Regions from separate parts of the Mus musculus genome. Here regions 2, 3, 4, 5, 6 and 7 are each linked to region 1. A link is a loop called in an ENCODE intact Hi-C map of the cell type or tissue named here. Cell type or tissue: heart. All regions are shown on one strand. Region 1 has its middle 29 kb from the start of 4930556N13Rik. Region 2 overlaps Msi2 (musashi RNA-binding protein 2). Region 3 has its middle 20 kb from the start of Dynll2. Region 4 has its middle 11 kb from the start of Mrps23. Region 5 overlaps C030037D09Rik (RIKEN cDNA C030037D09 gene). Region 6 overlaps Msi2 (musashi RNA-binding protein 2). Region 7 overlaps Gm38534 (a long non-coding RNA gene).

What was found. Peaks named below come from ENCODE experiments on the same cell type or tissue, not always from the same donor. Only the 100,000 strongest peaks of a DNase experiment are listed, where the experiment ranks them.
Region 2: a loop joins it to region 1, with 8 times the contacts of the local background. A loop is called at or near these places in 18 of 42 quality-filtered maps.
Region 3: it touches region 1 in a loop (7-fold over the local background); 24 of 42 quality-filtered maps call a loop at or near these places.
Region 4: it touches region 1 in a loop (4-fold over the local background); 23 of 42 quality-filtered maps call a loop at or near these places.
Region 5: it touches region 1 in a loop (4-fold over the local background); 12 of 42 quality-filtered maps call a loop at or near these places.
Region 6: it touches region 1 in a loop (2.8-fold over the local background); 12 of 42 quality-filtered maps call a loop at or near these places.
Region 7: a loop joins it to region 1, with 7 times the contacts of the local background. A loop is called at or near these places in 28 of 42 quality-filtered maps.

Annotation. Positions count from the first base shown.
Region 1 is chr11:88,820,929-88,824,928 of GRCm38, forward strand. No RefSeq gene overlaps it. Among named protein-coding and RNA genes, the nearest start is that of 4930556N13Rik, 29 kb to the right of the region's middle. In heart, a CTCF peak has its summit at 2,319 (motif pointing left); DNase peaks (open chromatin) are centred at 73, 376 and 2,273; H3K4me3 peaks cover 1,202 bases; H3K27ac peaks cover 1,791 bases.
Region 2 is chr11:88,551,111-88,555,110 of GRCm38, forward strand. The region is part of intron 6 of Msi2 (musashi RNA-binding protein 2); the gene reads right to left. Among named protein-coding and RNA genes, the nearest start is that of 0610039H22Rik, 66 kb to the right of the region's middle. In heart, a CTCF peak has its summit at 2,111 (motif pointing right); DNase peaks (open chromatin) are centred at 71, 2,091 and 3,011; H3K4me3 peaks cover 447 bases; H3K27ac peaks cover 4,000 bases.
Region 3 is chr11:87,965,546-87,969,545 of GRCm38, forward strand. No RefSeq gene overlaps it. Among named protein-coding and RNA genes, the nearest start is that of Dynll2, 20 kb to the right of the region's middle. RefSeq lists an enhancer at 16-1,060. In heart, CTCF peaks have their summits at 2,260 (motif pointing right) and 3,386 (motif pointing right); a DNase peak (open chromatin) is centred at 2,266; H3K4me3 peaks cover 784 bases.
Region 4 is chr11:88,213,539-88,217,538 of GRCm38, forward strand. No RefSeq gene overlaps it. Among named protein-coding and RNA genes, the nearest start is that of Mrps23, 11 kb to the left of the region's middle. In heart, no CTCF peak of the experiment used is centred here; DNase peaks (open chromatin) are centred at 1,793, 2,143 and 2,963; H3K4me3 peaks cover 642 bases; H3K27ac peaks cover 2,364 bases.
Region 5 is chr11:88,727,001-88,731,000 of GRCm38, forward strand. C030037D09Rik (RIKEN cDNA C030037D09 gene) reads left to right here. Exons shown (of 4, transcript NR_038058.1): 3 at 541-640; 4 at 1,159-1,572. Among named protein-coding and RNA genes, the nearest start is that of C030037D09Rik, 10 kb to the left of the region's middle. In heart, CTCF peaks have their summits at 1,705 (motif pointing left), 1,913 and 2,737; a DNase peak (open chromatin) is centred at 2,661; H3K27ac peaks cover 2,660 bases.
Region 6 is chr11:88,403,788-88,407,787 of GRCm38, forward strand. The region is part of intron 8 of Msi2 (musashi RNA-binding protein 2); the gene reads right to left. Among named protein-coding and RNA genes, the nearest start is that of Mir378b, 53 kb to the left of the region's middle. In heart, a CTCF peak has its summit at 1,666; DNase peaks (open chromatin) are centred at 794, 1,144 and 1,594; H3K4me3 peaks cover 978 bases; H3K27ac peaks cover 3,402 bases.
Region 7 is chr11:88,250,828-88,254,827 of GRCm38, forward strand. It overlaps Gm38534 (a long non-coding RNA gene), which reads left to right. Exons shown (of 4, transcript XR_001780289.2): 2 at 2,895-3,068; 3 at 3,410-3,498. Among named protein-coding and RNA genes, the nearest start is that of Gm34366, 17 kb to the right of the region's middle. In heart, no CTCF peak of the experiment used is centred here; DNase peaks (open chromatin) are centred at 1,574, 2,254 and 2,714; H3K4me3 peaks cover 470 bases; H3K27ac peaks cover 3,053 bases.

The DNA of each region.
Region 1 (4,000 bases):
CCTCGGAGGGCCTCGTTTCCTGACTAAGTAGCAAGCCAGCCAGTACAAAGGCTGAATAAACAGTCAGTAGAAATTAACTTGAATGTTCAGGGAGAAGAACAAAGACTTCCGACGTGAGCCAGGGAAGGAATCGTAATTGCCAGAGAGAGAGGGGCGGCCCTGAGCTCAGGCTGCTGGAGACTTGGGAGCGCGGATGTTGACAGTGGCGGAGACAGGCAGGCGCGCGATGCTGACTTGATAAGTGGAAGAGTGAGAATTCTAATTCAAGGAAGATGCAGATAGAGAGGAGCACGAGAACAGAGAGGAGGGGCCGCTGAGGGGTCCAGAGGCAAAAGGCAAGGTCCCCCTGCTCCCGGCGGGGTATCCTTGCCTGGGCTCCCAGCCCAGAGTAGACGTTCTCATGGGGACACCAACAGTAACCAAGTACGCATTCATGGAGACTCCAGGATAGGAGAAAGGCAGAGGCAACTGGCATTGTGTCTCCAGGGTGGAAGAAATGACGAGTCCTATGAACCCAGAGAAACAGAGAGGGCCCCACCCTAGACCATGGAAGCAGACCCATTTAAGAGACTTCTACAGAGAAGCAGCTGGCACGACCTGTCCTTACCCCACCCGGTGTAGCAGCTTACAGAGGGGTGTGAATGCTCAGAGCCATGCCCTGGAGGAAGGCGTTGCAGGGTAGCATCCTGAGGAAGAGTGCACCCTGGAGAAGGGTCCTAGGAGACAGCCTGCGATGAGAACACAGGCCTCTGTGCCTTGACGGGAAGGAAAGGGAGAAGAGGAGGCTAGATAGATGCCAGGAGACTTCCGAGGGAGGGGAGATTGGTTGGTGGTTCCAGAAATGGGATAAAGGAGAGCTTCCTGGAACATCTCCCCTGGCAGAAAGGAGGCAGCCAGCTCCCAGGACCCGTGGTTGGGGCTATCGGAGGAGTGTGAACACTCTGAACGGCAGCGTTTGCTGGAGAGAGACCATGACAGACCACCCAACCTCCAGAGACCACGAGGAGGGACAACCGGGTCCCTGCTGCCACTGGTGGCCCGCCAGAGTGGACACAGTACATGTTTGTGGCTGGAAAGCCAAGTGACGGTACAGAAGCCTGGGAAGGGTCCAAGCAGGACACCAGGCTTCCATCCTTGGGTAACTTGTGCCCCTCAATGCTAGGTAAAAGCCCCCCAGGAAGAACCAGACCTTCGAAAACCTCTGATTCTTTTAGTTGTTTGGCAAAAGACATCTCCATGCTCTGTGGCCTCTTAATTTCGTAGATGGTGAAAGGCAGAGAATTAAAGAATCAATGGGCAATTAAGGAGGTACTGGCAGGTACTGGCCAAGAGCATATTATTTATTTATTCAGCCAGCCACACTCATTTTTAAAGAGCTAACTTCCATTTTGTTTCTGACACCAAAAATAAATCAAACTAAAAACTGTATACATCATAACTGAAAAAAAAATACATATTTGCATGGTATGTCGCCCCTGTGAAGCCTCAGCTGCGACCTGCAAAAGGAATTTTTGTGTAAAAAAAAAAAAAGAGAGAGAGAGATGAATTCATTCTGCACTGGCCTTCCCTGAGGGTACAGATAGGATCGAAAAGACAAAAATAAGGTTTTAATTCACTAGTGATTTTCCCACCCCGTCTCAAGCTTCTTTTTGATTCTTAGCATCCATTTTCCTGGGTCGTCTTGGGAGGGTTGCAAGATTTCAATCCATTAACACAGTAGTAGGTTGGTGAAATTTCAGAACAGGCTGAGATGAACAGCCACAATGAGGACACAGCTGCCCTGGGGCTCCCGGCAGAGAACTCAGCCTATGATTCAGCTCCTAGCCCATGATCTGGCGCCCTAAGGGAGGGGATCTCTTTGAAGAGCCCTCTTTTCTCTCCTCTACTTCCCCGACTTGGGAGAAATCCAGTCTTGCCCCCTAGTCCATATCAGCTCTCTGATTTTGGAGCAGCTCCTTGGCACTAAATATACCTGCACCATTGACTGTCTTCCACCCTCCCTCCCCTCCTCACCCCGCCCCGCCCCCCACGCACCTCCTCATTCCCTCCCCAGCAAGCGCTTTTGGCGTACTACAGGTATCTTCCCAAGCTACCCCAAGGTTGATTCTAGGACAGTGGCTCTCAAACTTAAGTCTGCATCTAAACTACGTGGACAAAGTGCTACACGGTTCTCGGTCAGTAAGTCTCGGGTATGAGCTGGGGATTTGCATTCCTGTTAAGTTTAATACTGAGACAAGTGCTTGGAGAACCTGTTTTCTGGGATGAGGCAAAGGGAGGGGATACCCGTAGTAGCTTGTGCTGTGGTGCCATCTAGTGGACATAGACCACAATAGCAGCAGTCTGCCCTGTGGAGTGCACAAGACTTCATTCCACTCCTTTAAACACTTCAAAAACCATTCTCTTTTACGACTCTACTTCTTAAGGTGGGCCTTTTACTGTTTAAATGCTCTCTTTCCACCCTCTGAATAAGACCATTACAAACTATGCCCTGCCGAATATGGATGAAATGAAACAGGAAACTGGGTGTTTTGAAACGAAACTGCACACCCTGATTTTGATAACTGTCCCCCAGATACATCTGACCTAAGGCACAACACTGCACACATGGCAGACAGCAGGCCATCACCCAGATCACACAATAATTAGCTCTAACCCCAAACCAGGACCCAAGGATTCCATGTTGTCTCAACCCAGGGGGAAGCACACCACTTTAGAAGTAACTGGACAACCCTGAGGACGTGGCTGTTGGGGAGAACTTATCAGAGCACACTCGGAACCCTAGGTTCTCTCTCCAGCATGACCTGAACTGGATATAGTGGTCACACCTGTAATCCCAGCCTGGCAGTTGGGAGATCGAAATGGGAAGGTTGAAAGCTCAAAGTCAACCAGGGGGTGCTGACGGACAACTTTAATTCCAGCACCAGGGGAGCAGAGGCAGGTGGACCTCTGTGAGTTTGAGGCTAGCCTGGTCTACAGAGCAAGTTCCAGGATACACAGAAAAACCTTGTCTCAAAAAAAAAAAAAAAAAAAAAAAAAAAAAAAGAGGGATGATGGAGAAGGAAGAGAAGGAAGGGAAGAAGAAAGCTGTTTACGGTTATTCTTCTATTTTAAAACTCAGAGAAAAAGGAAAAGACAGGGTCACAAGTTCAAGGCCTGCCTCAGCTACCTGGACTATGGCTTGAGTTTAAGGCCAGCTTGGAAAACTGTCTCAAAATAAAAATGTAAAAAGGGCTGGCGATGTAGCCTAGCGATAGAACACGCGTGAAGGCCTGTATTTGCCCCACCCCAGGATTGAAAAAAAAATGTAGGTTTCAAAGTCCCATTCTTAAGAATCTCTGGTTCAGTGGGCCTGGGCCCAGCCACTTGCAAGCATTATAAATAAATTGTAGCAAACGCTTGAGCCTCTACTGTGAGACAGCCTGCAGGGCGGTGACCTCAGAACCCTGTTCCCTACCTAGCACTATCCAACAGAAACAATCTGAGCCATACTCAGACTCGTGACAATGCATGCTCATTAGCCTCCCGTTAAACATCAAAGGGGCGGGGCTGCAGAGGTGCCACAGTGGTTCAAAGCATCACTGGCCGTTCTCCCAAGGGGTCCAGGTTTGAGTTCCCAGAACGTACATGGCAGCTGCCAAGCATCTGGAACCCAGTTCCAGGGGTCCTGACTCCCTCTTCTGACTTCTTCAAGCACCAGGCAGGCACGAGATACACAGATTATGCTCGCAGGCAAAATAAAATACCCATCTACATAAATGATCACTTTTGTGGCAAAGGAGGAGCCAGGAATGTGGTTTGGTTAGTAGAGAACTTGCCTACCATGGAAGAAGACCTAAATTTGGCCCGTGGCCCTGTGTAGCTGGGCATGGTGGTAAATGGCTGTGCTCTGAGCACTTGTGAAGATGGAAAGATCAGAAGTCCAAGATCACCACTGACATGGGGAACTCAAAGCCAGCAGCATAGGCTACATGAGATCTGATATTGGAAACTAAACTAGACT
Region 2 (4,000 bases), 270 kb before region 1:
TAGCTGGAGCACAGGCTGGCACATGAGAAGCAGCAGTTCCTGCTGCAGCCACGTGTGCCACTGAAGCCACCAGGAAGTCTCATTAGTCAGCACCGACAGCTGCTGCCCCAGAACACATGGCCCCTGTGGAGCTCTCTGCAAGCCTCTGCCAAACCAGGGAGTGGGTGGAGAGAAAAAAAAGGGCCAGGAGAAGCAGGAGGCTGAGACACCCAAGGGGCTCCACATGTGCTCCCTCCTTACCTACAGTACAGCTGAGGCCAGAAAAAACTCACACAAAGCCACAAGCCCCTTCCAACCCACTCCCTCAAGCCCCAGCTTTGAACCTTCTAACTTTCTAACAAGGAGCAAGACCCAAAGTACCCGAACCTTCATGTTTCCCCCCAAGGCTGTCTAAGAGTTATCCAGGTGACTCCTAACACCTTCCAGGCTGGCCTGAAAGAGTGTACATCACAGCTAGTAGCCTTTCCTCAGCCCTTGGGTTTGGATTAGGGCAGGGTTTTTTGTTTTGTTTTGTTTTTTAAATAAGCATTCTCAGGTCCTCTCCTCCTGTCTCACAGCATCAAATTTCCAGCCCTGTCTGCCAGAGATATCCTAAGGCCCCCAGAAATGCCAGCAGGAGATGCCATTCTACACACCTGTCAGGAAGATCAGGAAGAAAGGAAGGACTACATGGCCACAGGCCAGTGCCTTCCTCATTTCCACTCCACCCTGAGGGGCCTTTCCAGGGTCTCTTCAACATCCTCCCTCAGACTTCACCCACCTCATCTTGGACAATAGAATGCAGGGTTGTAGCTGTTTCCCAGGAGAGGGGACACACTGAACAAAACATCCATTCCTTCTCAGGAGGATAGGTGGCGAGGCTGGCTGACTAGTCAGTATGGAAGCCAGTGAACGCCATGCTACTTATGAAAAGCAAACGCGCATGCACCATCCCCTTCAAGCGGTTACATTTCACGGCAATTCCTCCTTAAGGGAGTGAAGCCACTCATGCCTGAAAACCAAGAAGGTCAACATCCTTTGAGGGTTTATCAAAATCGGCTGTACTGATGTATAAGACCATAATGTAAAGTGGAACCCAACTTTTATGCCTGAAGGCATGGACAAGAGGAAGCGCTGGAGGAAGAGGGTCTCCTCCTGAAGCGACCAGAGTGAAATTACAACAAAAGAAACCCCTGCATGTAAGGTATTTGCCAAGAAAGTGGTGAAAAACACCGTGACTATTACTGCTGCCTGTATACCCACTGTGTGCCAGGCCACAGGCTGGGTACTCCTTATGTCCCAATTAACCACCATGACAGCAGGGAGGTAGGAAGGCAGGCAGGCTGAGAGAAGGGAAAGCGGCACACTTATCACAGAAGAGCTTGTTCTCCCCAGGGTCTCCTTCTCCTCAAGTAGGCTCCAAGAGTTCAGAGGTCCAAACAACTGTAAAGCTCTAAAGCCGAGGTTCAAATGCTGTTCTTAGTCACGGCAGAAGCCTTTCTCTGTACTGGTACTTTAGTGTTTAGTTCTCTAAAAATCCCTGGCCCGGGGGCGGGGGGAGCACGGGCCAGAGTGATGGCTCATTGGTTAAGAGCACTCTTCCAGAGGACTGGAAGTTCAATTCCCAGTACCTACATGGCAGCTCACAACTGTCTGTAACTCCAGTTCCAGGGGATCTGATACCCTCACAACAATGCATATAAAATAAAATTTAATTAATTAAAACAAAACAAAACAAACACCCTGGCCTCATCATCTCTGCAGCCCAAGCCAGCAGATCTCAGACTGCAAGATGCACAGCAGCATACAGAACACACTCCATTTCTCACTCCTAGAGAGGCAAACTGGGATGTTCAGACTCAGGCCACTGCCACTTAGGGCCAAAAATTAACACCAAATTGGCCTTGGAGGGAGGAGCATACTCCCTGCATCTCCCTGCTCAGCCATCTTGTCCCTGCAAGTCATCAGCCCAGGCGAGGGAGTGGGTGGTTCTGAAAACCCATCCCCGTCAATGGAAACAAAACATAAAGGCTGTGCTCACATCCATGGGTTACCAGCGTCACTGCCTCCCACAGAAGGCCGCGCTGCTCAGCCTGAAAACATTCTCTCCAGTGTGGCCAGGTGCCTGCTGTGATGGGGCAGCAGCAGGGGGCAGTGTTGACAGGAAAGAGATCCCAGAGCTCCGTCTCTTAGCCTCAGGAAAAAGACTGGAGGCCAGTTTTTGAGCCTTTTGCCTTCTGGGCTTCTGTCTCCTCAGGTCCGGTCCCTAAAATGTCTCTTCGGCTCTGTATTTCAGGTGTCAACTCACCAGGCACAGACAGTGTAGCGAGGCTCTCCAGGATAACGAGAGACCCAGAACAAAACCTGTCTGCCCACCCTTCTCACTCAGGATCACATGTGGACACAGCCATGGGGCACAGCAGTGAGCAGACACTGGCCTCAGTTTCCGGTTATGTGAGCCTGCAGAGGCTGCTGCTCACTTAAGAACTGGAGAAGTCTGACAAATTATAAACAGGCATGCTCACTTTTTAGAAGACAAGCTCCAGGGCAAAGAGGCCTCTCTGCCCTTTGGCAGTCGTGTAGGTCTCCTACCTTCTCTTGGCCTCTTTTAGCTACATGCTAGACTGAAAGCTTAGCTCTGACTCAGCCAGACCAAAGGTGCTGATCAAACCCAGGGTAGGCCTAGCTGATAAGGAATAGCTGGCCGATGTTGAGTTGACAGATACAAGGGTCATAGAAGTCTTTAATCATGAGATAGCAAACACTGTAGTGTTGAAGAAGAAACGAAGCCCAGTCTGGCAGCGCACTTGGTACCTGTAATCCCAGCATTTGGGAGGCAGAGACAAGAGGGTCCCATTTAAGGCCATTTTCAGATACATAGTAAATTTTAGGCCAGACTAGAGGCTACATGAGACCCTGTCTCAAAACATTTATTAAATAAGGGGGGTGGGGCGAGGTCTGTGGCTTTCCATCCCAAGCTGGGCCTAGAAGGGTGACCCTTTCTTTGTTCCTTTAACCCATTGTTTGCACACAGATGACTGTCATCGCCCGTCTGGCTCATCTCTGAATGCCCTGCCTCCCCATCCGGTAGCCACATCTCAAAATGGCTATGATGCCTTCCGGGTCAAAAATGGTCAACAGTAATTCAAGGTCAAAATAACGCCCTGATTTTGAGGAGATCAGCATTAAGGATCACTTGTCCAGTCCATAATGCCTCAGCCAGGAAGCCTTGCTGATTCTGAACTGCTCGGCCCATAACTCAAATATCCCAGGCACAAGATTATAAAGTACTTCCAGACTGCGGGCGGGAGAGAGGCGCAAGCTTTCTTCGTCCATTGATACCTTGTAAGCAGCATTTGAATTCGGGCAGACCCTTTCCACACTGGGTTATAAGTCTCTAGTTCTTTATCATTGCAACTCCTCGCTCTGGTTCTTGTATAGACATGGGGCTATCACAGAACTTAATGACTGGCCAGGAAATGACCCTAAATCCTCTGGTCTGCAAGTCCCTTCAAGCCAAAGATCCTGTCCTGCACCTCAGAAAAATCTTCAACATCCATCTTGCCCATGATAGCGAACGTTACTTCCAGATAAGGCTGGGATTGGCCTGCCTTCAAAACTCCTTCCCCCCATCAAGAGAGAGAGGAGGAGGAGGAGGAGGAGGAGAAGGAGAAAGAGAGAAAAATCCAGTTTCTATCATCAGCCAAAAAGGTGATTCTGCAATGCCCCCCAGTCAGGCAATCCCACAGAAATGTCACAGTCTCAGGGAAAACTAATCTTCACCCAGACCCACCAAGTCCCACTCAGCTTTCCATCCACCTGAGAGACCCCACAAAGCACAAAGCCCGAACAAATACCTCTACACATCTCAGGAATCAGACACTTAAGGAAGGTGTCCACATCTTCACTGAGACCTGGGACAGATACAAAAGGCAATTAACTCCCTCTTGACCAGTGAGCTTCGTGCTCAGGGCCCTGGTTTCCTCCTAACACAGTGTGGGGGTGTTCCAGGCTATGCCCC
Region 3 (4,000 bases), 860 kb before region 1:
TAAGTGAGATGATACAGAGCTGTGTGCCAGGAAATGAGAGAAAGGAAACAGACAGACAGAGACTGAGACAGAGGCAGAGAGAGAGAGAAACTGGGAGGGAGACAGAGAGAGGCCCTGCAGAAGCCCATGGGAAAGAGAGCAGTTTAGTCAAACATGACAAATTCTATATGAGGAGTTGGAGGGGACACCAGGGAGCCATTGAGGCTTCTGGAACTATCCAGGCACAGAGAGGGAGGATTGCCTGACTTATCACCTGAGGCACAGGCTAGCTGGAGACACAGATGATCAGCACCTGGTTCTCTACACAAAATGCCTCCCTTAGAGTGTCCCTGAGCCCCAAAGGCCCTAAGGGGAAGGAACCCCCAGGGACAGGGTCTTGTGTTTGCTTGGAGAGGCTGTGGGAGTGTTAGGAAGAATTCAAAGCTGTGGTAAGCATCCTGCAACGGGGACCACGGTAGGGAATGGTCTATTCCTGGTGCTGAATACATCTACCTGTAGTCAGAACTACACACACTGCACACCAAGTATGTGATACAACGGCTAGAGACGGGGCAGAGGCAGGAAGACCCTAGTTCAAAACCTGGCTCTGCCTCCCATTGTGAGCTCTTAATGTCTGTAAAGTATCAATGACAAGATCTATACCCTGGTTTGCTGCAAGGATTAAAATAATGATAATGTCTATAAAAGATAACTTGGCTGTACATCCCCGCCCCTTCCGGCATCTGTGCAGTCCCGCATGACTATGAGACTCCTCCCATCACAGAGGCTCCTCCCACCACCGTTGGTCTGTTTCTCATCCTGCCCTTGAGGTGGTGGCTTGCACTAGCAAAGAGTAAAATGTTTCTAGAACAGCCTTGAAGAACGATGACAGCTGGCTTCTTAGGAGTGCGTGCTCCTAGAAGCAAGCCCAGGCTGGTCCGCCAGCTGATGAGAGACACGTGGCCCAGTTACCTAGGCCGCTCCAATCAACAGCCAGCAAACTCAGCAGTCTGCAGACTGGTGCCTCCCCAGCAGACCTCCCTCGCCTCAGGCCAACCTCAGAAACAGAGGGAACAGCTGCTGGTGTAAGGTATACGGTAAGATCCCGTTGATAGGTTCAGACTTCCACACAAGATGAAGAGTCGCCAACAGCCTTATCTTCTTGTCGAGCAATCAAAATAACAAGGCAAGAATCTGGGCACTGCGGGGAAGGCTAACGGATGACCACAACTGAGAGACAGGAAAATAAACAATGAGAGTCCCACCGTCCTGCCTAGGTGCGGATGAGGGGCAGCTAAGGAAGCCAAGGATTACTGAGCTCTGGAGAGTTAAACAGAGGCCAGAGGACCAACCAAGGTGGCCAACTGCTGGAGAGCTGAGTGCCACGTAGAGAGCAAGCCCCAGAGGTGTGCAGGGCCTCCGCTCTGGTATTCAACAGGACATTGATCAGTACATGTGTGTAACAAAACTATCTGACGCCCGAGAAAGGCGAGAGAGCCATAGCCACGTATTTCCTGCCTAGAGCCAGAAATAAGAGTGAGGGTGAGTATCCTTCCAAGCCTGCCTAATGAAAGCAAGGCCTGGAAGGACCAGACTGTTACCAGATAAGTGAGTAAGGGGGGACCTGAGTTCACTCCTCAGGATCCACGTTAATAAAAAATGGGACATGGTGACTTGGGTTTGTAACCCCAGCACCAGGCAAACCTCGTCAGGAGAGCTCCAGGCCAGTGAAAGATCTTGTCTCAAAAATCACAGTGGACGGACCGTAGAGATGGCTCAGTGGTTAAGAGCACTGACTGCTCTTCCAGAGGTCCTAAGTTCAATTCCCAGAAACCACATGGTGGCTCACAACCATCTGTGATGGGATCCAATGACCTCTTCTGGTGTATCTGAAGACAACTACAGTGTACTCCTATAAATAAAATAAGTACATCTTTTTAAAAAATCACAGTGGACGTTTCTTGAAGATAACCCCAGAGGTTAACCTCTGACCTCCACATGCACACACATAAAGTAAAAATACAGATGCAGTGCTCAGCAAATAACACATTCAATAAGTTACATTTCCACCCTTGCAAAAGCCTAGACAAAATGGCTTTTCCTAGCTGCACATCCGCTTAAGACTGTGGTTTAAAAGCCAAAACAGAGCGTTCAGGAGAGCATAATTTTCCAGGCTCTGGGAGTGGTTTTTAACACAAGAGTTCTGGTTCCAGCATGGCCTTGCCACCTGCGGCTCAGGTCAACCAAACCTCTCCGGCTCTGTGCTGCAGTATTCCTTCAGACCAGAAGATGGCGCTGCTTCTCCACGGGTATTCAAGTACATTCACGTTTTGAAGCTTGAGGGTTTGAGGGTTTGCATACCCAGGACAATGGTGCTTGCTAGGTAAAGCGAAACACAACGGAGGATGTGACCTCGTTTTCGAGAACCTTACATTGGAGTCATTACGAAATATGAAACTAGAACTTCTCCGGGTAGAAACGTCAGAAAGTGCTAGCTGCTGTAAAAACTTTCCTTCCAAAAGCCTAAGCTACTTTCCACAAGGCACACAGAGACCAAAACATTTTTTTTTTCAGGAGCTGGAGGGATGGCTCAGTGGTCAAGGCTGGCGGAGGATGAGAGTTCAGTTCTCAGCATTCACATAAGGCAATTCACGACCACCTGTAACTCCAGTTCCAATTCGGAAGTTTAGTCCATTATCATCATGACAGGCAGCATGCGGACAGACACGGTGCTGGAGGAGGAGGAGGAGGAGGAGGAGGAGGAGGAGGAGGAGGAGGAGGAGGAGGAGGAGGAGGAGGAGGAGGAGGAGGAGGACGAGGAGGAGGAGGAGGAGGAGGAGGACGAGGAGGAGGAGGAGGAGGAGGAGGTGAGAGGTCTACATCTGGATCCGTAGGCAACGGGAAGAGATGGTGAGCCACTAAGACTGGATGGAGCTTCTGACATCTCAAAGCCCCCCCGCCCCCCCCCGCCTCCCCCGCCCCCCCCCCGCCCCCAAGTAACACACCTCCTCCAGGGAGGCCACGCCTACTCCACCAAGGCCACACCTCTCAATAGTACGAGTCCCTAGGAGCCTCTGGGGCCATTTTCATTCAAACTCCCACACAACTGCAGATGGAAACCTAAACGTTAACCCAAATGTCTAGGGTTCTGTCCAAACGTTACAATTCCTACTTAGAAACCGGGTCTTAAAAGAAGTAGCAGGAAACCGAATCTGGCCCAGGGCAGGTGCTCTCGGGACATTTGCTAAAATGAGTGAAAGTTTCTCCTGCGTGTCACTCCACAACGCAATGGTTTCCATCTCCACTTTACAGGTGAGAAACCCAAGATTGTCCATAGGGGCCTGACTCAAACTTTGAACCTTTCTTTGTTTAAATGTAGGTGTGCTCTGTCTACCTGCCAGAAGAGGGCATCAGATCCCGTTTCAGAAGGTCATGAGCCACCAAGAGGTTGCTGGGAATGAACTCAGGACCTCTAGAAGAACAGCCAGAACGGTTGAGCTCCTGATCCAAACTTTAAACAGCCCAGAGGCAACACCCAGCCAGGCACGACCAGGTGTGATGGGCGTGCCCCTAATCTCAGCTTTTAGGAGATAACAGCCTTGCCCTCAGGTACACAGGTACTAGGAAGTGTTGGCACGTCCAGTGTTCATAACCAGTTGCATAAATAGTAACTAGTATGCATCTATATAACCATGAGGGCACTTTAAGGGAGATAAATGTGGCTTAAGGAATGAGGGTTTTTCACTGAATGTGTGCTGCTTTTACACATATGGTAGAAACGGTGAAAGACCTTTGTTGCAGAACTTATTGCCGGGCAGTGGTGGCGCATGCCTTTAATCCCAGCACTTGGGAGGCAGAGGCAGGTGGATTTCTGAGTTTGAGGCCAGCCTGGTCTACAGAGTAGTCCCAGGACAGCCAGGGCTATACAGAGAAACCCTGTCTCAAAAAAACAAAAAACAAAAAACAAAAAAAAAAAAAAAAGAAAAGAAAAGAAAGAGAGAAAGAAATTATTTAATCCCAA
Region 4 (4,000 bases), 610 kb before region 1:
AAACATATCCCCATAATATTTCTGTTTGTTTTAAAAAAATATTTATTATATGTAAGTGCACTGTAGCTGTCTTCAGATACTCCAGAAGAGGGAGTCAGATCTTGTTACAGATGGTTGTAAGCCATATGATTGCTGAGATTTGAACTTGGGACCTTCTGAAGAGCAGTAGGTGTTCTTAACCACTGAGCCATCTCTCCAGCCCCCTTTCTGTTTTTAAAGAAACCAAAATTCTCACTACATGGGACCCCTCCTCAGCTTTTATGGTTTCAAATATCAAATGACGGCTCTACTTGGTATCTTTATGATTCAGATTGAGTGTCAACTTCCTGATGAACCCCTCCCCCCATAGGGACCGAACTCAGGTGCTTCATTGTGGTTTGTGTGCCAAGTCTACAGCCTGTGCCCAGCAGGCTTCCTGTGGCCTTCAGCGTCAAGCATTCCTTTCCTATGAAGAACAAACAAGGGCAGACGTTTTCACTTTGTAGCCGCTGAAGCATTGAACAGCTTTTCAGGAGCAGGGCCCTCCTGAGGGCTGGCAGAGCTGAAGCTGAAGGCAGGTGTCCAGGCTCCAGTGACTTTTGCAGAAGACAAGCCCGAGAAGTTGGGTCTTTCTGGATGCCCCCGTTTGTACTGGTGTCACCTTGTGCCCATCACAGCCACCAGCCCACGATGTAAGTGCAAAAGTTGCCGCGGCTTCCTGTTGTAAAGTGAGTTGAAATGATGGGTACACAGCTTCCTGGTTTTCTCCTGGCTATGGATCGCCGTTTTGAGGAGCGATGGGAAAGGTGTTTGAACAGACAGGCTGGGATCAGATTGTGATCGCCTTGGCAGCCGCACTGAGGAGTCTGCTGGGCGGGAGAGTGAGCAGGGAAGCCATGTTGTGGCTTCAAGTGTGAGTGTCCAGGAGACTGGTAGTGTGAAGTGAGAGCCAGTGGGGAAGGAATAAGGCTTTAATTTTGTTCAGGTGGGGGTTATAACCCAGTGCCCAAGTGGCAGGGATGACTAGGGCCCAGGTATTTAAGAAATGGATGAAGTCGCTAGTAAAGAAACAAGATGTAGAGCTGGGAGAATGAATGAGATAACGGTGGTGGTGGCAGTGGTGACAGTGGTGGAGGTGGTGACAGCGGTGGAGGTGGTGACAGCGGCGGCAGTGGTGGCGGCAGGACACAACCCGGGGTGTGGTATTTAGCCAGGGAAGTGTCCTCAGTTATGGATAGGACGAAGAACCCTAACCCTAACCTTAACCCTGACTCTAACTCTGAGGCAGCAAAAGAAATCCAAGCCAGGAGCTGAGGCGATTGCTAAATCAGTAAATGGCTTGACTTGCAAGCGTAAATAAAGTCCTGAGTTGAAGCTCCATGATCCATGTTTTTTTTGTTGTTTGTTTGTTTTTTAAAGTTGGGCATGGTAGTACACTTGTAATCTCAGTGCTGGGGAGGCAGAAGTGGGCAGATCCCTGGAGCTTGCTGGCCAATCAGCCTAGCTTATTTGGCGAATTCCAGCCTGTGAGAGACCTTGTCTCAAAAGAAAAGTGGGCGGTGCCTGAGAAAGACCCCCTGCTGTTGTCCTCACCTCACTTTGCATATATGTAATCCCATCACTTAGGAGGCCGAGGCAGGAGGGTTGCTGCAGGTTTAAGCCAGCCTGGTCTTTTAAAAATCACAGTTATTAAAGCGGGATGATAAAGCTCCGGAGGGTCCAGATGTGACCCACTTGGAGTCACTGGGCCTGCTCCATTCTCATCAGAGCTGGCTGTGACCAAGCCTGGCAGGAAGCTGAACTGGGTTGGCAGTTTTCCCGAGTCTGTCTAGAAGAGAGGGCACCTGACACAATGTGGCCCCGAGAGTGGAGGCCTGCTGCACAGGCCACTGCCGGAGCAGAGCGTGGGAGTGCGGTAGGGAAACGAGAGCTCTCTCTTCCCCGCTCTGTGCTCTGGAGGTCCGCCTCAGAGATGAGTCAGGTCCCAGCCTCATTGCGGGGTTAGCTGTGGGCTGTCAGGCTGTTTCTGTGAGCCACTTGGTGGAAGTCACCTTGGCTGGCGGAGGAAGGGCAGTTGCCCTCCTGTGGGAAAGACAGGAAATGATTTCCACGTCGCTCCTAGGGTAGTCCTCGGTGTGGCACACTGGCCTCTGATTGGATGCGCCTGGCTCCAGAGCGGTTTCTGTGGAGATGCTGAGCCAGGCAAGTGGCTATTGCTCCGACACAGTGAGTTGGTTGCTAGGGGAGGGTAAAGGAGGCAGAGAGTTGAGTGTCATGTCCCCTAAACATGTCACCATCAACTACCATTGCTTCCTTCCACCGGGAGATTGCAGAGGGAGTTTTTGTTGTTGTTGTCGACTTGCTAAGCTGACAATCACGTTGCATTTCAAGCTTAATTTTCCCCTTGATTGACGCCTTTCCTGGGCTCTAACTTAAACACCAGTCACCTGACCTTCTCGCTGCTCAGTTCTTTTAATTAAAAGATGGTTCCAAGCAACAACGAGTAGGGGTCCATTTATTATTTATCAAGCATTTGCCTTCCAGCAGTTAGTGAAAGGTCACTGGCTTCAGCGGATGCTTTGTTTTTGGTGAGCAGCTTAGATGAAAAAAGATAGACCGTCAATCTCGGCTCCCTCCTGTTTGCTCACTTGCAGGACACTGTTTAATAGTCATTGTGGCATTTAGGATTGCAGGCCTCGGAATCACGCAGAAAAGTGCATGTGCCTCCCTTGCCAGAACACTTCTCCAAAAGTAAACATCAGGTTGTGATTATGGTTAATAATGAGATATTGATTGTCTGAAAATGTCACTGCCCGGGAGCAGTAGGCTGCAGCACCACTAGGTGGCGCTGCGCTCTCGTGCTGTTCAACTAGAAACATTTTATTTCCTTGCCTCCGGGTCCCTTGTCTTTCAAGGTTGGCAAGTGTCCTTGTGAAATAACGTTCTGACTGAGATTTAGGAAGCTGAGGTCCTGGGGTGCTATTGGGATGGAGTAGAGATTGGAAGGAACGGGCCATGGGACAAATGACAGAGGCCTGCGGGTGTATGTGTATAGATAGGAGAGGGGGTGTGCAGCGCCTTGTACTATAATAGGAGCCGGAGAGGAGAGAGCTAACTCTGCTGGACCCCTGGAGACTCTGCCCAGAGCACTGCTTCCTAACCTTCTTCACTCAATGACGCATCTGCACATTTCATGTAGAGGGAGAAGGAGGGAGGATGTAGGTAGGGAGGCAATGAGGAACAGAAAGTCTTACCTGTGCTATCTTGTGCAGTGAGGGGAGTCAGTGACCCAGGAACCTCATCTTCCTCGCCTGTAAGAAAGCACCCATAGCTCCGCCTCATCGAGTTGTGGATGAGCCAGTAGCCGCAGCTGAGTCCTTGGCAGGACTAGGCCCTCGGTGCCTAGGTCCGATGTGGGGGAATGTACATTAGACTAAGGCAGACAGGAAGCATCGTGAAATCTCACCATTTGTCTAAGTACTTGCTCCCTCCATCCTCGGCCTCCAAAGTTACCACCTCTTTTGTTTGGTGTTTTGATTTTTAAGACAAGGGTCTCAGATAGGCAGTGGTGGTGCACAACTTTAATCCCAGCACTAGGGGAGGCAAAGGCAGGCAGATCTCTAGGACAGACAGGACTACACAGAAAAAAACCTCTGTTATTAAAAACCAAAAAAATCCCCACAAAGACAAGGGTCTCACTATATAGCCCTGGCTCTTTCCAGCACTGTATGCACCAATAAATAAATATACTTTTTTCCCCTTGTTTTTCAAGGCAGGGTGTCTCTGTTTAGAACTTACTCTATAGAACAGGCTGGCCTTGAACTCATAGAGATTCTCCTGCCACTGCTTCCTGAGTGGTGGGATTAAGGTGTGTGGCACCACTGCCCAACATTTATGTCCTTTTTTTTTTTTTTTTGGTTTTTTTTGAGACAGTGTTTCTCTGTGTAGCCCTGGCTGTCCTGGAACTCACTCTGTAGATGAAGCTGGCCTCGAACTCAGAAATCTTCCTGCCTCTGCCTCC
Region 5 (4,000 bases), 94 kb before region 1:
GCATGTATATCAAGATCCTAGGGCAGCCCTTGCCCTGACACCGTGCAATAAGGGAAAGTCACTGGGGGTAGGAAGTAACTGGAAAGAAAAAAGACGGATGTGAGATAAAACAAAACTTTGGTTTGTTTTGTTTTTCGAGACAGGGTTTCTCTGTGTAGCCCAGGTTGTTCTGGAACTTATTCTGTAGACCAGGCTGGCCTCAAACTCAGAAATCCTCCTGCCTCTGCCTCTCAAGTGCTGGGATTAAAGGAGTACGCCACCACTGCCTGGCTGAGATAAAGCAAACTGAATGTTTTTCAAACAGCCTTACTGATCTGACACCTTTATTTATAATTATTTTCTTCTAACGTTGTCTGATAGATATGCAAAAGCCTATTTTAATTTCAATGAGAGAGAAAATGTTTTGTTTTGTTTTTTTCTAACTGGGGAAGAGAATACAAAAGCTTTTCTGGAGTGTAAAAAAGAACACCTAAAATATATTTATCTAATATATTTCCTTTTTCTATTTTTCATTTTCTTTTCCATGTTCTCATTGGACAGATTTGGAAATCTGGTGTTTTGGCTAACGAGTTGTGTTCCTCTTCGCCTCTTATGACTCTCCTTTCTCACCTCCAGTTCAAAATGACTGCAAGCAGCCAAGGTGTGCCAGCTCGGCTTCTCAGGGGTGACCTTCAGAGGTAGTGGGGGCAGGCCTCAGAAAACATCACCTTTAGGAGTTTTAAGAGGTGACCAGGGAGTTTGACTTTAGTCCCCTTCTGCTTCGGCAGGAGACTGGCTTGCCAGGACACGGTAGGTTATAAGAACTTAAACAGGAAGTTTCTGTACTTCTATAAAAAAAGAAAAGCCAAGACCCTAGGGCTGCTCTCCTGTGGCCGTTACACTGTTTAACTTCTGCCTGCCTTTATGTCATTGCTACGCTATTCTTATACACGGAGGTAAATATTTTATTAAACATCTTCGTGCTCGGCAGTTAGGAAGCCCTCTGCTGCCTAGGCCTGGCAGTCGCCCAGCGTTGCCAGGGAGGGGGACGAGGGTGGGCTCGAGAGCTTCACAGAGGAACTGCCCAAGCTCACCGTTCTGTCCAGTACTTAACACCTGGAAACCATTTTCTCCTCTGGCCTCTCAGACTTAATCTTCCATCTCTTCTTTTTTAATCAGCCACCAACTCCGTCTTGATGAAAGGGGCCGGGCTCCCAGAAGAAAATAGCTTTGCCTTTCAACTCCACCTGGAAACGGTTGACATGGCGCTACCTTCACTCAAGCCTCTCCACTAGCCTTGGCGCTTCCCCCATCTCTGCCAAGGCTGGCCCCTGCCAAGCCAATCTAAATATCACAGCTGGAAGTACAGGGTCTCCCCCGCCCCCAACCCTTTCTCCCACACTCTATACGTTGTACCTTGGGACCTTTCAACATTCTCTATGGTCATTCTGAACACCCGCACCCTGCCCATCCACTACGGCAACAGGCTCACAGACCCACAACTACACATTAGATTTTTTAAAAAAAACTTTTGTTCCCCCTTTACACAATACAGGAGGTGGCCACAGCAGCCGGACACAGCACCTCAACAGTGTTAACTCTATTATGTATTTGTATCTCCAGAAGGCCCTTCCAACAAAATCAACAAAATTGCCACTTAATAGAAGAAACGCGCACTTTGGAGGACTGTGGGTGAGCGCGCCCTCTACTGGTGATCAGAGGAAGTGCTTTTTACTGTAGGTTCCCTCTTCTGGTGGAGCAGGGGAAAAAAAAAAGACTGTCTCTCCAGAGTTCAAGTTCCTGCTCCCAAATTCTGACATCTAAATCTCCCCAATTTAGGGGTTTCCTGTAGCTGATGCCAAGACCCACCACGATAGCCCATGCTGCAATTTCTACAATTAATACCAGTCAGCTAAAAAAAAAAAAAAAAAAAAAAAACCTAAAAGGAAGGAAACTTCAATAAGTTGGAATGGAATCTGCTTAGGCAAACATGGTATTGACACTTACAGAAGGACAGAAGGGGAAAAAGGAGCGAGAAAGAAGTATTAGGTGTAACGAGAACAAAGGGTAGACTGTAGCGTAAATTGCTCGCTGGGCAAGACACTCTTGCTAAAAATAAAACTGCCTGGAGAGGACATCACAAATAAAGATGTGCTGTGTCCATGGCAGGAGGAGCCAGCAGCCTTGTGAATCAACGCTACAATTAGAACAATACCAAAACGGGATCATCATCAAAGGCAGGTAGTCATAAATGTGACATGAATTTGAAGTGACCCAAAAAAGTTAATAATGTCAGCATCCTCTTACTTTCAAGGGTGGGACCTCTCAACAGAGACCGGCCCCATTTCTGGGTTCTAAGCAGGCTCTCGAGGTTCCCATCATCTGCTCGGCCAATGTCACATGAGAAAGGAAGGCAGGGCCTGGTTTTGTGTCTACTAGTGTAGGTCACAGATAATTGCAAGCATCAGGGGGAAAAAAAAATCAATTGCCCAAGTGGCTGATGGGAGGAGGCCTGGCCTGACAGAAGGCATTCATTAGAAAGGCCCTTGTGTGAGTGGGGGGGGGGGTGAAGTGGGGGATGGGGGTGGGGGAAGGTTAGCCCATCATAGGCTTGATGTGAGCCCACTGCACCGGGAGGCTGTGGAGAACACAAGTGCAATCTTCAGCTCTATTAATAGTATAGCCGAGTGTGCAAGAACGGAGGCGGTAACTCCAGTCTGTGCCAGCAGGTCAGGCCACACACAGTTTTATGCTCTGTCCTGCAGACTGTGTTTTAAGTCTGGCTGGCAAATTTAAGTTTCTCCAGACAATCGTGAGGATTGGACTTTAGTCTTTAGACAATGCCACGATAAGCCTCACAATCCTTTCACAACGGGCAATATCAGAATGGCTCTCTACCAAATCCGTGGCGCCTCAGGAGCCAGGACTCGGAATTGTGCTTCTGGTATTTTGAGCTTGAGTGTCCCTAGCCGTATAAAGGGACCATAATTACCCGATCTGCCTTCAACATCATTTGGAGAATTGTCTGCTCATTGGAGCCAGAGTGTGTAGATCATCTATGGAGGAGTCCACTGGGTACCAGGCAGAGGGGACATGAAGACAAGTCATGCCACTTGTACTTGTCATTGAGGAGCCTTAAGTCCAATCAGGACAGACAAGCCCACCAACAGATACTTTGTATCCAGTGTGACAGACAAGGATGGGCATGTGTGATGGTTTGAACTGTGATGCAATTAAAGTCCTAAAAGAGTAATGGAGAAAACCAGAGCTCACGTGGCATAGGCATTTGCAAATACAGGAGGAAAGGGAGCCACTGGGTGTGAGAGAGGAGAACCCAGGGATGGAAAAACATTAGAGCCACAGGCTGGGAAGATGGCTCAGTGACTGAGTGCTTTGCTGCACAAGCATGAGAACCTTAGTTCGAATCCCCAGCACCTGTGTAAGAGGTTGTCATGATTCCATGTACCCTGTGGGAGTGGAAATGGGAGGATATTTGGAGTTGGTTGGCTGTCAGCTGTCAGCCGAGCTCCAAGCTCAATGTGAGACACAGTGTCATGGGAGTAAGAAAAGAGGGACAGAGTGGGACACCTGACGTCCTCCTGTGCCCCTCCCCATGTATTCATACAGGCAAACACAACACATAACAGAGATAGAGAGAAGGGGGAGAGGGAGAAGAAGGAGAGATTAGAACCAGGAAAATTCAAGGTTACAAAAGACAATAGAAGCAGCTACCAGTGTTACATGTTATCAGGAAGATGGGGAGTGATGGGGGATGCCAAGGCTGGAACCACAACTCAGTGGTTAAGAAGTAGACTTGCTGCTCCTACAGGAGAACCTGGGTTCAGTTCCCAGCACTCACATTAGGTCACTCACAACTGCCTGTAGTTCCAGCTCCAGGGATCTGATGCCTTCTTCTGGCCTCCACAGACATCTGCACACACATGATGCACATGTATACCGCACTCAGACACATACACATACAATACACCATAAACCTTTAAAAAGAAAAATGGCATCATTG
Region 6 (4,000 bases), 420 kb before region 1:
CACTTATAGAATTAATTTCATTCACTGTTTCCTCTGCTTAGTGTTTTTATTAAAACCAGCGACGGCAAAGTGAAGTAGGTCATAAACCACTAATACTGAGCACCGAGCAAGGAGGGGTAGCGTGTGGACACAGAGAGGAATACGAGGACACGCGACTCTTCTCTCGGGAGTGCTCAGAGTCTGGGTGACAGGTGGAGAAGAGCCAGAGTTTCCAGTCGCCAGTGCTTCTTGAGACCTGTCCCCTAACAAGGGCACCCTAGTCCCAGGGCAGGCTGAGCCTCATGTGTCAGAAAGTCCAGCTCCCTGCCGTGGTTCAGCTCTACCTTTGGGCTCTGGGGTTGAGCAGAGCTAGCTTCTCTGCACTCAGACCCCTCTCATCTGTAAGGCAGAGCCTGTCAGTAGCACCTCTCCCATTGGAGTAAAACCTACACAAAGCCCTTGCCCTAGAGAAGACTGCAACACCCTGCTATGTGCAGAACCTACAGGAAAACCTCTGAAGATAAATAAAGCCAGTTCATACCTGTGCTCAATTTGATTCCAAAGTACAAGACATAGAGCCGCTGCCCCTCCCTCCTGCAGGACAGTTCCACCCCTAACCCCCATCCCCCAACCAGGTAATCCCAGCTCCCTGCATTCATCAGCAAGGTGTGCTAGGGGAGCTGGCAGGCTGTACTATTTGAGGAAATAGCTGACGGCAGTAACACCAGCTGTTCTTCTTTCTGCGGGCACCTGCAAGGGCATTTCAAAGTGAAGAGGAAGCTTGGCCCCCGGCAGGTGTCCAAAGCTGGGTGTAAGACAGAGTGGGTGTCTACCCCAGCCCAGAGTCTCAGCTTCTCTTAACCAGGCAGCAGTCTCCCTGTAGAGACAACAAAGGAAGGTGCCCTTTCGGCAGCAGCCTGGAGCTCCGTGGATATGGGGTGGAGCAGCTGCAGGAAGAGGTTAAAGAAAGGACCCCGAGACAACAATCCTGGAGTAGACACAGGAGGGCTTCTGGGTGCTCCCCTCGCAAGAGTTGTGGGGGCCACACCAGCTGAGCAGGTGTGGAAAACCCACAGGTTCAGTGTCCTGCCCCCATTCCCTCTCCATCACTGGACTGACTAGAGGACCCACCAAGGGCAAATGGGAAGAGACTCTGACTGGGAGGTTGCCTCCCTGCAGGCTAAATTACTTCTGCCTGAAGAGTAGCACATTTTTCCCACACACCATCCCCATTTCCCCCTCTACTTCTCCCAGGCTTCCCCCAGCTCACAAACTGTTTGGCTCTCATTAGCAGAGCCCGTACACAAACGGTCGTGTGCACACAGGCGTGTGTGATGTGTAGGGCTCGGGATCTCTCCCTCTCCCACGTAAACACGGGATTCGTTTATTAAATGCCTCTCTGCCATTTCCTTTTTTGCCTTCATCCTGCTTGTTTAATATTGCATTTGACATTCTCATTTTATAAATGGCAACAGAAGCAGAATGGATAGCTAAAATTAGCTGACGGGGTGGGGGAGCCGCCGCAAATAGCATCGTGAGCACAGAAGCCCAGTTAATTCCAGCCACCCACCCCCACACTTTTGGGCTGGTTCCTGACTGAGCTTTCAGTCTTTGGCTGTGAGGACGACGCCTGAAGGAGAGGGTGAGGGGAGTGTCACCAGGCATTCTGCCAGATGCAAGGCGCAGATGCTGACCCTCGCCTCAGGGAGGTTCCAAGGGCCAGCTTGGCCCAGCACTGTGGTTCTGATTTGGAGAGGGCAACTCAGCTCTCTCCTGTCCCTGCTGTGCCTTGCTCATCAGCGTTACACTATAAGGCTTGGCTCCCCAAGTGTGCTCTAAGCTAAAGAGGGTAGGCTGCAGACCACAGCGAGCTTTGCTACTGGAAGCGAGCGCTCTGGAACCTGTTCAAAGAACCATTCAGTCAAAGGGTCTGATTCAGCTTTTCTGGGACCTAAAGAACCCCGTGTCATGGGGTTAGAGAGATGGTCAGAGGATCGGAGTTCCCAGCACCTGTCAGGAGTCTCACAGTGGTCTTTAACTCCAGCTTTTGGGAACCCAATACCCTCCTCTGGCTTCTGCAGGCAACAGAAAATAAAATATAATCTTTTTTTTTTTGGCTTTTCGAGACAGGGTTTCTCTGTGTAGCCCTGGCTGTCCTGGAACTCACTTTGTAGACCAGGCTGACCTTGAACTCAGAAATTCGCCTGCCTCTGCCTCCCAAGTGCTGGGATTAAAGGTGGGCACCACCATGCCTGTCAAAATATAATCTTAAAAATAAATAAATAAATAAATAAAATCCCATCTCAGGTCTCTGCTGCTTACTTCAGAGGTTACATCCCTCTCATCTCTGAGGAACCACCTTTAGTTAAGCACCGGAAGTACCTACCTCCCACGGGGACTCATGAACCAGTCCTTCCCTAAGGATCTCATATTTGCTCAATCAAAATGATTCTGAGAACGATGATTATGATGACATTAAAAAGATGGAACACTATGACAGAGCATGGCATGGCCTGGCTCTGCTCCCATCCTTACATAAGCCTTCATCTCTGCAGTAGTTACCTGTAGGTCCCACTCTTAAGAAGAGGGGACAAACACAGACGTTAACTTGTCCAAGGTCATGAAGCTAGTGTGTGTCAGTGCACTGGACTGTGAGATGCCCAGCAGGGGAGGGTCATGGTGCCATGACAGGGAGGCACAAGGGGTGGACCGCATTGCCCTCTGACCATTGCTCCTTTCTCTGCCTCATCATGGTTGGATGCTCTCCTATGCATGAAGTCACTCTGACAGACACTGCTTCCTCAAGCCCCATTGTCTGTTGGTGGCACCCTCTCTTTCTCTGCTTCACAAAGCACTATTCTATGATAAGCCTGACTTGATCATTCAGTTAAACCCCTTTCCTCAGGACCCCAGAGGCAAGCATCACTCAGAGCTCCACTTGCTCTGAGCCAGTTGAGGCTTCAGTTGCAGATGATGGTCAGTAGGCCAAATCCAGCTGGCTGCATCCTGGTTTTGTAAATTAGGTTTTATTTGAACACAGCCACGCCCACTCATTTCCATACTGTCTGGGGCTGTGTTTGGCCACAATGGCGGGTGTTGAATAGCTGTGACAGAGACCATATGGTCCTCCAAGCCTCAAATATTTACTATCTGGCCCTTTATAGAAAGCTTGGCCCTTGGCTTAGGCCAAACAGAGGTCACTTGCTGTCACCTGCTGTCACTAAGAGTGTTTTCAGGAGAGCTGAATTCCTGCCAGCCTTTACAAATGTGACCACAGAGTAGGTAATGCCTCTGGGACCAGGAAGAGAACCAGGGAGGGCTTCCTCTGAGCTGCAGAGGGATGAAGCAGGTACAGGTAGATGGCGGAGGATCACACAATGTCCAGTAGTGAGTCTGGGCTTCTGTCTCTGATTCCAAAGCTCTCAGTGTCTCTAAATGACCCAGCAGGTCCTCATATGGTGACAGAAGGAGCTAACCCTTTCCTCTCATCGGTATGCCTCATAGTAAGGTCATAGCAGAAAGGCATGCTTCTGCAGAGAGGGTTCCTGGGAGTTTTCAGGGCTAACTGACCTTTTTGGCCTACTGACCTTTTTCTGCCGAGAAAGAGACTGGCAGGTGATGCTGAGGGGACTAGCCTGATGTGCGTGTGTGCATGTGTGTGTGTGTGTGTGTGTGTGTGTGTGTGTGTGTGTGTGTGTGTGTGTGTGTACACCAAGCCTATCCAAGTGTCCCACATACCTCCTCTCTGTCACTGAGTGGTACCAGAGCATCAGTGGGTATCTATCACTAGTGGGCATCCTCCACTGGTGCTCCCTTCAAGTCTTTACTGTGCACACAAATCATTACCTGGCTCTTGGGTGCTAGGCTAGGAGGGCCAGAGACTCTGCATTCATCATTTCCTGCCCATGCTGGGACCATCTGCAAGCCATTGTGCAAGGTGTATTGCTAGGACTCCACTCCAAGTCCAGGGCTCTATGTCTTCGTAGACTTTCGTGAGTGCTATACCTATGCTTAGATTTCT
Region 7 (4,000 bases), 570 kb before region 1:
TGGACTATGTAGAATAGTGGAACAAGAAGCAGGAAGAGTCTAGACACATCTGAAAGGTAAAACGGACTAGATCTGCTGATGTTCCGGTTGAGGGTGTGAAAGAAAGAGACAGTAGGAGATTTACAGTTTGATTGGTGGTTAGTTTTCCTAGCATGCACAAGGCTTTCAGTTAGATCCCCCAACACCACATAGAACCACATGGTGGGGCAGGCCTCTAATGCCAGTTCAAAGCCATCCTCAGCTAGATATCGAGTTTAAGGCTAACCTGGGCTACATGAGAGCTTGTCTTAGAAAGGGGGTGGGGGCAGAAGAAAGGTAGCAAGGAGAGAGGATAGCCACATTGTTTGACCAAGTAACCGCATGTGTGAGGTTGCCACTAATAAGTGGGAACGCAGGGATGAGATGTGAGGAGACATGATGCAATGGTTTGCAGAGATAATTCATTGCTGGAGGAGCCGGGGTGGCTGAGAGGAGCCTAGCTGGAGTGGAGGGCACAGTTCCCTAAGCGGGAAGGGGGCCAAGAGCATCCACTAGTTATGTCAAAACCTTGCTAATGGAGGAGGGATGAGGTTTGCAAACAGAGCTCTGGATGCGCTGTGTACAAGTCATGGTGACTTTAAAGAGGGCAGGTGGAGTGCTGTGGGCACCAACACCTGGTCTATCAAACTTGAGAGCTGACAGAAGACACCATGTAGCCTTTCACTGAGTCGGCTGTTGACATTTGGGGTGGGCGGGCGCTCCCTGGAGGAGCATTTCGTGCAGTTGCTTTTTTTTGGTAAGGAGATACTTCAGCATATTTGTAGCCCAAAGAGTAATTCATCAACCAGGGGTCAGGTGGGGATTGGTAGCATGGGAAGCGTGGGACAAAAGGTCCTGGGCCATAACTTTCTCCCTGTCTTTATTGTAGAGCTCTGAGCATTGATCAATGTGTTTAGTAATTGTTTATGGTTGATGTTTTGTGAATGTCTCTGGCATTTATTTCCCCCTTTAGGCAACGTTGTTTTCCTCAAATGTGCCCATGGAACTAGACCAGATCCATTTAATGATGAAAGCGCCTTGGAAAAGCAAATCCCCTGACTTGGGTCCACGAGCCCTAGTTAGCTCTTATCACTCATTTGTAGGGGTGTCAGGCGAATCGATACCAGAGAGTTGCTGTTATTGAAAGCTCAGTGTGCGTTTTACATGAATTATCTCTGTAAACCATTGCTGTGATGTATGCGCTATTGATTATCTCAGTTTAATGAAGAAACCCGTTTTCAGAGGTTAAACCGCATGCCCAAGTCTGAGGGTAGTGCGCGGTGGAGCCATGGCTTCAAACCAGACCGCGTCTTTTAATCGAGGTGCCTTAGAGAGCTACTCCACGCCCCCTAGACGGACTGTTACGCCCAAACTGTCGCCACAGGCAGATGTTAGCACAGAGAGTCTGAACCTTTTTTTCCCTGCCAGGTTGAGCCAGGCAGTGTGTCCTGAGGTGGAAACTCTCTGAATGACAAACCTACAGTCCCTTCTCTGGGTGTCCCCTCCGCCCCATCTTTGTCCCTCATCCCTCATTCGGGCTGTGTGGTACCAGCTGGGCTTGGGCAGCAGGGGGCGCTCTCTCGCCACGAGAGGCCGAGCAATGAGGTCTCGCTCTAGGCTGGAGAGAGACTGACTCCCCAGCTCCCAGCCTCAGCTCCTGTATTCTTGTGGCTAGCAAAGCTACCTCATAGAATCAGAAGATTCTGCGAAGGTTTATGAGAAATCTATGCTCTGGTGGAAGGGTGTTAGGGTGGCATGAGATAGAGGTAGGAAGCTCCAGCTCTTGGGTTGGGTGTTGACATTAAAATAGGGGGATTCCAAGAGGGTCACCAAGCTCAAGGCCTAGCCTCGGCCAGGACTCCTAGGTACTGGGCTGGGGAAGGAATTTGGTGAACCTGAGGTCAGGCAGGCACTGAACAAACACCTACTTTTCTTTTAAAGTTCCTGTCTGAGCTGATTTCTTTCTAAGACTTCCTGCTCTAGGGACCACTGAGATACTGATTTGGGGTTGGAAAAGCAGCTTCCTGCCCTTGCTGGGATACAAAAAAGAGAGATGTGAACCTCGACTTTAGACCAAAGGACTCAGAAGCAGATGTCGTTACTCAGGGCCCACCCTCCTCTGCTCCTTTCCCAAGGCACCACTGGCCATTCGCTACTCTTGTGTGCTAAGGAGCAACTGTCCCTAGGGAAGGCCAGAAGCGAAGGGCAGCCATGTGATGGGCGCCTGAGTCCTGGTGCCACCACAGCTGTCATCTGCATGTGACTGCTTGAGGCCTGGCCAGAGGCACTCCAGGCCACAGAGGGAGAGCCAGGGACACAGCTGCTCCTGCCGAGAGCTCAGCAGTCTGCATCTCTCAGATCTATAATACCAAGCCAGGAAGCAAAGCTAGAGGGAGCCGGAAGGACCAGAGCGCCCCCTGCCCCCCCCCCGCGCCCCCAGGCCCCGCCCCCGCGAACCCCCCCCCGCCCCCTGCGACCCCACCCCCCTACCCCGTGCCTCTCTAAAGCATCCAGAACTGACTCAGCTGCATCAGACTGTGCCCTGTGTCCTGTTGGCATGTCCCCATGCTTCGTCCCTGGAGTGAACTACAACCTGGGACTTCCAGAGGCGGCTATGGTTAGGCAGGGAGCAGCCAGTGTTCTGGAGTAGACCCAGACATAAACCTAATTCTTGATTTGAGAACAGTGGCTCCTCTGAACTGGCTTGATAATGTGTTACCAGCCGGGGCGAGTCAGCCATAGAGGGGCCTGGCAATCCTTCTGCCCTGCAGATTCTTTGACTCCTTCTTTTCTTTCTGTTGCTTTTGTTTGCCTAGTTGAGACAGGACCTCACTATGAAGCCCAGGCTAGGCTTGAGTGAGATCCCTCTGCCTCAGCCCTGCAGGGTGCTGGATCCGGGAATGTGCAGGCTCCTTACTGTTTGGAAGGAGGAATTCTGCAGGGCTCAGAGCCGCAGGTGTTCCATCCACCCTTCAGCTGCACTTCCTGTGGATGAGACCCAGAGAAATGGGAAGATCAACTGGGCAGCAAGTGACAATCACCTACTGAATGTAAGAAATGGAGCCCTGGAGGGGCTTTGTCCTGTTGCTGAAGAGAGGCAACCTGGATTCATGGGACTCCAGGATGGGGGATGGGCAGTTTCAGTGTCGGTGGAAGAGAGGTTGGTTTCTCTGTGATAGAAATGCATGGCTCCAGCAGTGGCTGCTGTCCTGTCCTGCTTGGCTCAGGGGGGCTGCACTGCTGCAGTAGGCATGGGACAGACACTGTATTCCAGTCGTTCCTTGAAGGCTTGAATGCATCAGATTTGGGGTGGCGGGTGGGAGTGGGGGGACAGTGTCCTGTTTTGTTTGGGAAACATACAAGAGCCACTATTCTTTCTGAGTGATTCTAGGTCACTGCTCCTCGAGTCACCAGAACAGACCGTTGTATGAATAAGAATGACGTCTGCGAGCACCCGCCGTGCTCCACTGATTGTATGGGGTGAGTTAGAAACATTTCTGATATTTTCAGCAATACTTTCCGAAAGAGAGTCCTCCACTCTATACTGAGGCAGATGGGATGCAAAGAGCATAGATGTCTAGGTCATAGATGCCGAGGTCAAATGGCCGAGTCAAGGTGAAGTCAGGCCGGCTTTTAGGTCCACTCCAGCTGACTCAAAACCAAGGGCTGAGATCTGTAGAGCAGCCCCATCTACACCCCCCCCCAAAAGCAGCCTGTCCCCCATCTTCAAGCAACCCTTTTGCCAAGGGAGTCCAAACTATTGCACAGACTGAGAACTGGCTTCCTTATTATTTTGTCTCTTATTAAAAAGAGTTTTATTGTTATCTATTTTTATAACTTATAAATTGTGCGTGCATGCCAGGCAATGGTGGCAAATGCCTTTAATCCCAGCACTCAGGAAGCAGAGGCAGACAGATTTCTGAGTTCGAGGCCAGCCTGGTCTACAGAGTGAGTTCCAGGACAGACTGGGTAATACAGAGAA